2 separate regions of the Homo sapiens genome follow, and region 2 is linked to region 1. A link is a contact called in ENCODE Hi-C or POLR2A ChIA-PET data. All regions are on one chromosome and are shown on one strand. The core of a region is the stretch at or near the end of the contact, and the rest is flanking DNA. Distances in the headings are between cores, read along the strand shown. Region 1 holds the start of METTL21A (methyltransferase 21A, HSPA lysine). Region 2 holds the start of XRCC5 (X-ray repair cross complementing 5).

Region 1 (4,658 bases), core at 1,241-3,740:
TATTTATCTTTTTTTTTTTTTTGAGATGTAGTCTCACTCTGTCACCCAGGATGTAGTGCAGTGGTGCAATCCCAGCTCCCTGCAACCTCTGCCTCCCAGGTTCAAGCGATTCTCCTGCCTCAGCCTTCCGAGTAGCTAGGACTACAGGTGTGCGCCACCACGGCTAATTTTTGTATTTTCAGTAGAGATGGAGTTTCGCCATGTTGGCTAGGCTGGTTTCGAACTCTTGACTTCAAGTGATCTGCCCACCTCGGCCTCCCAAACTGCTGGGATTACAGGTGTGAGCCACCACACCAGGCCTATATCTTTATTATTACCAGAGTAACTTCCATGTAGTTACCTGGACTGGATTCCTAGAAGTGGTATTACTACATTAGAATATATTGAGATTTTTATTCCTACGTGTTTAACATCCCTAACAATGTTAAAACTGTCAAACTGTATTTATGCCAATCATGCATTCAACATTAATTGAGTTCCCACTGAGTCCTAGGTGTGGGGCTAGATGCTGAGGGCTCAAGTCAGAACAGGGCAGGGAGAGGAAGAAGTTAAAAAGCAGTTACAATTTTTTAACAATTACAACTATGGAAAACTTAAAGAAAACACATAATCTCCATTTTGGGCTCTGCCACTTTACAATACTCTGTGAAATAAAGAGACTAACTCGGCTGGGCGCTGTGGCTCACGCCTGTAATCCCAGCACTTTGGGAGGCTGAGGCAGGTGGATCACTTGAGGTCAGGAGTTCCAGATCAGCCTGGCCAACATGTCGAAACCCCATCTCTACCAAAAAATACAAAAATTAACCAGGTGTGGTGGCGTGCACCTGTAGCCCCAGTTACTCCAGAGGCTGAGGTGGGAGAATCACTTGAACCCAGGAAGCGGAGGCTGCATTGAGCCAGGATCGCACCACTGCACTCCAGCCTGGGCAACAGAACGAGACTATGTCTCAAAAGAAAAAAAGACTAACTCGTGTCCAAAGCAGTTGGGGGCTTTCCTTCCTATCCTCTCCGACAAGTCATTAACTTTCCTCAGCTTTCATTTACACCTTTAAAATGTAATCTATGTGGAGGGACAAGAGGAGTGACTAAGGGATACGGGTTTGAGAGTGGCAGTGATAGTAAAACTTTTAAAATTGAAGCGGTAATAGTTGCACTACTCTGTGAATATACTGTATTTTTAAAACCGCACTGAATTGTGCACTTTAAATAGGTAAAGTGTATGCTATGTGAATTATATCTCAATAAAGCTGTTCTAAAAAAAATAAAAAATAAAAGCCAGTCTTGCAAGTGTGAACGTTTTCAGAGGTCCCCCAGGGCTTACTTACCGCATCCCAAACCACCGCTGCGACTCCCAGGTGTCTCCAGTCCTGCCGGATCTGGATCGTGTGGTTTGCAAAGGAAAAAGTTGCAAGAGGCTTGTGGAATTTCTGCAACCCAAATTCCGTGGTCTCCTCATAGGGCACGAGGGCCATTCCGCCTGCACCCCGCCCTCTGCTCAGACCTGCCGTGCAAAAGAATCCTGGGTGACGCTCTGGCCAAAAGATACATTATCTGTTCTTAACTAACTCCAAATGCTTTTAAGGTCGTTTACAAGTTCAAAAGAAAAAAAGAAACAGGTGGAGGAAGCCTTTGTCCAATTTCTTTTGCATGGCTCTTCCGAATCTGAGTGAGATTTGGCTCGGAATTTGTGTCAACGGATGTGTTTGGGGAAGAAGAAAAAAAAAGCCCAGAACATTCCAACTTCCGCAGAATACCCTATACACTGCACTGCTACCACTCCGTGAATTCAGAACTACACAAGCGGCGGAAGCGGCGGTGATCGCCCAGGGCCCCAGAGCAGCGCGGAAAGCAGCGCTTCCAACCCAGACCCGGGCGCCCGGACTGCAGCTGCAGCCAGCCGGGCGGCCCGGGTTCTTTCGCTACGGTTTCGCTACCCACCTCCCCTCCTCCATCGGCTGCTTCGATAGTGATAACAATGGGACAGAACCTGCCCTTAGACTGGGTGTTAGCGGTTTGATAAACCAGAAATACATGGTCGCCGCAGTTCCGTCTCCCCGACCCTGGAAGTGAGCGACACTGGGGGCCTCCAAGCGGCTCGCGGGGACAGCGGGGACTCGGAGGCCTCCCCGAACTCCCCCTATAGCTGCCCCCCACTCACCCCTCTCCCGGGACGACCAGTGCGCCCTTCCTGCCCGGGGGCCCCGGAGCTGCGGCAACCCTCCAGGGGTGAGAGGGAGACCAGGCGAGGGGGGTCACAGGGCCTCTTAGGATCCCCAGGCCATACGGGGCGCCGTGAGCTGCCCGGCGGAGCACCCAGGGCTCGCCCAGGCCGGGCTGAGGCGCCGCCACGCCGGTACTTACGGCCCGGGAGGCGGTCCCGCGTGGAGCGCGCGCTCCGCTTTCCCCGCCCCGGGCTGGCTGCGAAAACCGCCGGCCTTAAAGAGCCCGCGACGCGGGGGCGGGCGGCCCCGGCCCGGAGCCACGCATTTCCGGTCTCCCGGCACCCAGCCTCCGGCAGGTGCCCCCGGAGCTCACGGCGAGGGCGGGGCCGGGCCGTGGCGCGGTGGAGGAGTGACGTTGCGGGAGGGGGGACCGGGGCTTTCCCTCGTGCGTCCCCAGGGTACACGGACGACTTAATCCGTTTCCCCCGCCGCCGAGGGAGGCGCTGTGGGGGCGGGAGCAAGAGTGAGATCGGGGTGCCGAACTGCCGCGGGTGCACAGGGAGAGCATGGGGTGCCCTGGGCTCTCCTAGCGGGAGAGAAAAGCCACCCACCTGGCGCTGAATGTGCCTCTCGACCTTTTCTATCATGTGCTCCGCCGCTCTCTGCCTCTGACTTTGTCGCTTGCGCGTTGTGCCTGTTTTTTAAAGGTGGCGCGTTAGCGGATGATGGAGACAGCTCGCTCCGAAGAAGGCATGGTCACTCTAGTCCCCGCGTCTCCACGGTGGGGTCAGAAGCGGCGTAATAGCCCGCTTGGCGGCAATCGAGTGGAAAAGTCACAAAACCCTTTTCAACTAAAGCACAGTGGGGGAAGTGAACACGTGGCGCCCGAGTCCAAGTTTTTAAAGTGGGGCGGGGGTCGGCGGGCTCTGGCTGCAGTCGGAAGCGCGGAGCTCTGGGCGTGCGCTCGGCTCCAGCCCCGGCCCCAGGCGGCGCTGCAGACTCCAGTGCCCCAGTCTCCCTCCTCCCGATGCCAAGACGCACCTGCCCGTGAGGACCCACGCTGGACGTGGAAGGTGCCGAGGGCCTGGTACCCTGGCCGCAGGCCCTGGCAGAGCGCGCGGCTGGAGTGGGTCCATTGAGTGGGACCGTGCGGGGACCGGCATCCTCCCGGGGCAGGCTTCTTTTTCCTCCTGGGGCCCCTCGCCCCACACCGCCCGCTGCGCTCTCAGCGCGGCTGCACGTTAGAACCAGCTGGGGTAAACCTCCCTTACCAGTCCCCCGCCCCAAGAGCTGGCCATGGGAGGGGGCCCGAGCGCTGATTTTTTTGTTTGGTTTTTTGCTTTTGTTTTTGTTTTTGTTTTTGTTTTGAGACGGAGTCTCTCTCTGTCGCCCAGGCTGGAGTGCAAGGGCGCGAACTCGGCTCACTGCAGTCTCCGCCTTCCGGGTTCAAGCGATTCTCCTGCCTCATTCTCCCGTGTAGCTAGGATTACAGGCCTGCGCCAGCACGCCAGCTAATTTTTGTGGGATTTTGTTTGTTTGTTTGAGACGGAGTCTTGCTCTGTCGCCAGGCTGGAGTGCAGTGGCGCGATCTCGGCTCACTGCAGCCTCCACCTCCCGGGTTCAAGCAGTTCTCCTGCCTCAGCCTCCAAAGTAGCTGGAATTACAGGCGCCCGCCGCCACACCCGGCTTTTTTTGTGTTTTTAGTAGAGACGGGGCTTCACCATGTTGGCCAGGCTGGCCTTGAACTCCTGATCTCCGGTGATCCGCTCATCTCAGCCTCCCAAAATGCGGGATTACAGGTGTGAACCACTGCCACCTCCCCCACCCCTACCGCCCGAGCGCTGATTTTTTTTTTTTATTATTATTATTCAGAGTTTCGCTCTTGTCACCCAGGGTGGAGTGCAATGGCATGATCTCGGCTCACTGCAACCTCCGCCTCCCAGGTTCAAGGGATTCTCCTGCCTCAGCCTCCAAGTAGCTTAGATTAAGGGGCCCACCACCACGACTGGCTAATTTTTGTATTTTTAGTAGAGACGGGGGTTTCACCACGTTGGCCAGACTGGTCTCGAACTCATGACTAAAGGTGATCCACCCGCCTCGGCCTCGCAAAGTGCTGGGATCACAGGCATGAGCCACCGCGCCCGGCAAGCGCTGATATTTTTAAGAGCTCCCGGGGCCGCCCCCGGGAGCCTGCTTCCCGCGGTGGGAGCCTGGCGGGGGCCTGAACCTCTCTCTCCTGGCCTCTTCCGTCCTGTAGGCGGCGTCCCCGGCCTCCAGATTAATCTTCCATCGGAAGGTGGGGCCTGTGGCTTCGAGGGTAACCTCAGGGAACTTGGAAGACCACCAGTGAGGGACTTTTACCTCCTTTTTCGTTTTCTTTTTTGGTCCTCTCGCTTTCTCTCTTAGTATTTCCTTTCTCTCTTACCTCCTGCACTTGGTGTTTCTGCCTCTCAGCTTTCCCTTTATCGAAGACCTCCCTTTCTTGCCTTTATTTTC
Region 2 (4,658 bases), core at 1,189-3,688, 8.5 Mb after region 1:
GGGATAAAGTGGGATTCCCTCCTTCCTAAAAATGTTTCAGCCAGGCACAGGCTCACGCCTGTAATCCCAGTACTTTGGGAGGTCAAGGTGGGCGGATTACCTGAGGTCGGGAGTTCGAGACCAGCCTGACCAAGATGGAGAAACCCCATCTCTACTAAAAATACAAAATTAGCTGGGTGTGGTGGCACATGCCTGTAATCCCAGCTACTTGGGAGGCTGAAGCAGGAGAATCGCTTGAACCCGGCAGGCGGAGGTTGCCGTAAGCAGAATTCGCGCCACTACACTCCAGCCTGGGCAACAAGAGGGAAACTCTGTCTCAAAAAAAAAAAAAAAAAAAAAAGTTTCTACAGCTACTAAAAAACTTGCATTTAAAAATAGTTGATAAAAATATTCCTTATCAAAATAGTTGATAAAAATATTCCTCTGAGGCCAAGTGCAGTTGCTCACACCTGTCATCCCAGCACTTTGGGAGGCTGAAGCGGGAGGATCGCTTGATCCCAGGAGTTCAAGACCAGGCTGGGCAACATAGGAAGACCCCGCCTCCACACACACACAGAAACCCCACAAAAATTAGCTGGGCTTGGTGGCACACACCTGTGGTCCCAGCTACCTGGGAGGCTGAGGTAAGTGAATCGCTTGAGCCCAGGGGTTCCAGGGTGCAGAGAGCTATGATTGTGCTACTGGACTCCAGCCTCGGCCGAGCGACACCCTGTCTGTTTCTTTCCTTTTCTCTCTCTCTCTAGCTCTGGATCGTACAAGAAGGGAGACAAGGACCACTGACAAGATATGGTATGTGATACTAATCAGATTTGGCTTCTTTCTGTCCTGCTTCACCAGAGGCTGGACTCTCCTTGTTTCAGTTTCTCCGCTTTCCACAGATAAATCTTTTGTTTCCCGGATAGCCACTTGGCCTGTTTGCCCTTTGCTCCCATTTTTCCTTGTTTGCTTCTTTGTCTGAAAATTTATGCTGTCCTGCTGCCTCCGCTGGGCTTCGTTTCCACCTTTGCTGGAGGAGATTTAGCTGACAACCTCACAGATCTTCCCCGCCCCTTCTGCCGAGCTGATCTTTCTCTTGGAAATCTTACCCGCAGGGAAGGGCGAGTGTCCGTGCCTGCCTGCCTGCCTGCTGCAGCCCGCGCAAAGCTGAGCGGCCAGGGCGCTGCTGTTCCTTTAAAGTATTATTAAAAATAATATTTCAGCTTTTAAGTAACTCCTTGAGTTTGAATCAAAAGCTGGAAGAACCTCCTGGGCTCTATGAGCACCTCTGAATATGTCTGACTCTACATTCTAGAGGCTTCAATGTATTTATAATTTTGGCTCATAGATTCTCCACATCTTTTCAGCTTCAATTCTTGCTTTTCCCAGAAACAATTTTCAAGCAGGAGAGAATATTGATTGGACTTGATTTTCTCAGTTTGGGCAGAGGTTTGCAGACACTTTGCAGGTTGCCAGACCCTTCGTCCAGCCACCTGTCAGCTGGGGGTCATATGGTATAGAAAGCAGTCATTTCTATGCAAGGTACTGCTTGGGCCTGCCTCCCTCAAAGGGGTAGGGGATGCGGGCTGGACAAAGGGCTCGTGATCAAGTAAAGCACTGTGATGACAGCTGCTATTTCTATATCTCCCTAGACTTGTCTTCTAAATTAAACCTTGACTCCTCCCTTCCAAGCTGGAGCCACTGCTAACTACTGGGAGAGCCTTAGCAGATAAAGTCTCATGCCTCCAGGCGTTTGTGCATCCCATTTTCTCTGCAGAGTAGAATCTCCCTTCTACTTTTGTGCTCCTGGGGACGTCCTACTCTTCTTCCCCAGTTGGCTCTAAGGTTATCACATCGGTGAAGTGTTTCATTATCACTTTTTAGAAGAAACTGAGTCTTTTAGAGAAGTTAAGTGACTTTCTGCATTCATACTCATACTCAAGAAAATCTAACTCCACAATAACCAAAAATAAAAAGTAGAAAAAAACCCACAAGTGATGAGAAAAAAAAAAATCAAAAGTTATAAAAAATAAATGAAAAAATGAAATTAAAGGAAAAAAGATTTTTTAAAAAAGTAAAAAAAAGAAAAGAAATCTAACTCCAGAGCTCTGACACAAAATGCCTTAGGTGTTATTCTCAATGAGAGAAAAGGGACGTGAATCTTTAAGTGATTAAGTGAATCTTTAAGTAAATCTGTCGTACTAGCGTTTCAGGCGGCTCAAACACCACACGCTCCCGACTACGGCGGAATGGAGAGAATGTGCGCATGCTCGGCGGGAATCTGCGCATGCTCGGCGGGAATCTGCGCATGCTCGGAGAGAATCTGCGCATGCTCGGCCGGAATCTGCGCGAGCTCGGCGGGAATCTGCGCAAGCTCGGCGGGAATCTGCGCATGCTCAGAGTTCCGGGGCACGGTTTCCCCGCCCCTTTCAGGCCTAGCAGGAAACGAAGCGGCTCTTTCCGCTATCTGCCGCTTGTCCACCGGAAGCGAGTTGCGACACGGCAGGTTCCCGCCCGGAAGAAGCGACCAAAGCGCCTGAGGACCGGCAACATGGTGCGGTCGGGGAATAAGGTATAAAGAAAGCCATGGACTTGGGCTTTACCCGGACTGGGGATCCGGAGAGGGTGGTTCGGAAGCAGGAATCGTGGGATCGCGGTCAAGACAAAGAATGGGGCAAGAGAAGATCATGGTGGTGGGCTCAGTCAGGAGGGCCGGGACCGAGGGATGCGCTATGAGAAAAGCTGGAGATTTGGGGCTCCAAGACCTGAATTTGAGCCTCGCTGACTCCACCTCTTCCATTACCCACCCATCCCATCCCTCTTCTCCCTCTCTACCTGCTCTTTGTCTCACCTGCCTCCCCACCCGCCTCCCCTCTCTCTCTCTTTATCCCATTCCACTCCCTAGCCCCACTTCCTCTATTACTTCCGAGCCTGGGTTCTTAAGATCTCTATGAGAATGAAAATTAGCTGTGATAAAGCAACTATCCCACAGGGCTTGTTGTAAAACTTAAGAGAGGGACTATCTGTGACTAAAATAACTTAAACTGTAAAGCGTCGTATTATTAGCTTTATAATAACGTAGTATCCCGCATTTATTGAAAGCCCACTCTGTGAGGGACGGATCTAAACCTTTTATTCTTATCTCATTTAATCTTCACAACCCCTTGAAGTGAAAACTATTTATCCCCATTTTGCAAGTGGGAAAACCGAGGAATAAAGAACTGTGGGCTTTTCCTGGTGAAATCCGGATTTGAATCCAAGCTGTCTGGTTTCAGGGCCCTGGAGAACCCCTGTGTTGCTAGAAATCTATGACCATTGGTGTCCCAGATCAGTAACAGAAATTACAATGAATTTTAAAGTGATTTTTTTTTTTCAACATAAAAGAGTGGTAGTTGTCTCTGAAGGGTCACTAGAGGGAGATGTGGTTCCAGGGATTAATGAATTTATTCAATACAGATAAACAAGATACGAGTTTGAGCAACTGATCCCTAGTTCCCTCAACTCCTCATTGAGAAATGTTGATTAAAACGATCATGAACTTTTAATAATGCCACTCACCTCCTTTTTTCGTCCTCTTTCAGCTGCTGAAAACTTTGTAGCTCTAGTGGAGGAGCTGTTTGTTGCAGATGAACTGGAAGTAAAATTCTAACAGCCTGTATTGCTTCGGTATAGAAATGAAGAGTTGCTATGCTACCCGGTTTCTCTTTCTCAGTTTTCTTACTGCTGCCAGATAGGAACTCAGAAATATAGACCATTCTGCTTCCAGACAATAAGTTCCATATTTGAAACCCTTTGATGGCACTTACTGGATACCTAATTCATGACAAAAGTGCTTTAGTCCTCTAGAGTTTTCTGGTTTAAAAGTAGCTTTTGTGGGTGTGTATCAAATAAGTGCAGCAGCATATTTTGTGACTCTTAAGTTTTTTTAGGTTATCATGCCCCAGGCATTGAAACTGGGATGTGCATTTTACTGTTCTCAAAGGAATTTTGTGGTTTATTAGCACGTTTTTTTTTTCAAATAATCTAATTTTACTTCAGAAATCTCTTAGTGCATTGTGTTGTTTGTAAACTAGTGAAAAATAATCTTTTCTTTTCATGTGTTGCCTGAGATATAACCACATTTAGAAATCATCTATAACTTCCCTGATAGGAATTCATTCAGGTTTTTAAAACATTTCTAGGGTCAAGAGATCACTTAAAAAAGAGTAGTTTCTTTATTGATCACTTCTAAATGTTATTTTTTATCCCTCGTATGGAGTCGCATCAGTCTCCCTGTAACTTCCATCTGTTGATCCCGTTGTCTTTCTTGGCAGACCAATCCTTTTATACAACAGTTGTCAAATATCTGGGGGGAGGCCAGACACGGTGGCCTATACCTGTAATCCTAGCACTTTGGGAGGCGGAGGTGGGAGGATTGCTTAAGCCAAGGAGTTTGAGACCAGCCTGGGCAACACAGTGAGACCCCAACTCTACAAAAAAAATTTAAGAATTAGCTGGGCATGGTGGGGTGCAACTGTGGTCCCAGCTATTTGGAAGGCTGAGGTAGCGGGATCACTTGAGCCCGGGAGATGGAGGCAGTAGTGAGCCATGATCATGCCACTGTACTCCAGCCTGGGTGACAGTGAGACCATGTCTCAAAAAAAAGGAAAAAAAAATGGTGGGGAGGAAAACTGTTATGTTCC

What was found. Hi-C counts contacts between places; a loop is a spot of excess contacts on that map. ChIA-PET counts read pairs that join two places held with the same protein, here RNA polymerase II (POLR2A). Pooled maps may share reads with other maps.
Region 2: a pooled map shows a loop between it and region 1 (6-fold over the local background). The contact joins the promoter of XRCC5 here to the promoter of METTL21A in region 1. A Hi-C loop is called at or near these places in 4 of 50 pooled maps. POLR2A ChIA-PET finds 5 or more read pairs at or near these places in 2 of 52 experiments (activated B cell and activated naive CD4-positive, alpha-beta T cell).

The regions. Positions count from the first base shown.
Region 1 is chr2:207,622,904-207,627,561 of GRCh38, forward strand. METTL21A (methyltransferase 21A, HSPA lysine) reads right to left here and starts at 2,491. Exons shown (of 4, transcript NM_001127395.5): 1 at 2,159-2,491; 2 at 1,326-1,501. The coding sequence starts at 1,472. RefSeq lists a silencer at 2,087-2,686 and enhancers at 2,957-3,661, 3,662-4,364.
Region 2 is chr2:216,106,910-216,111,567 of GRCh38, forward strand. XRCC5 (X-ray repair cross complementing 5) reads left to right here and starts at 2,439. Exons shown (of 21, transcript NM_021141.4): 1 at 2,439-2,548. The coding sequence starts at 2,528. RefSeq lists an enhancer at 2,163-2,784.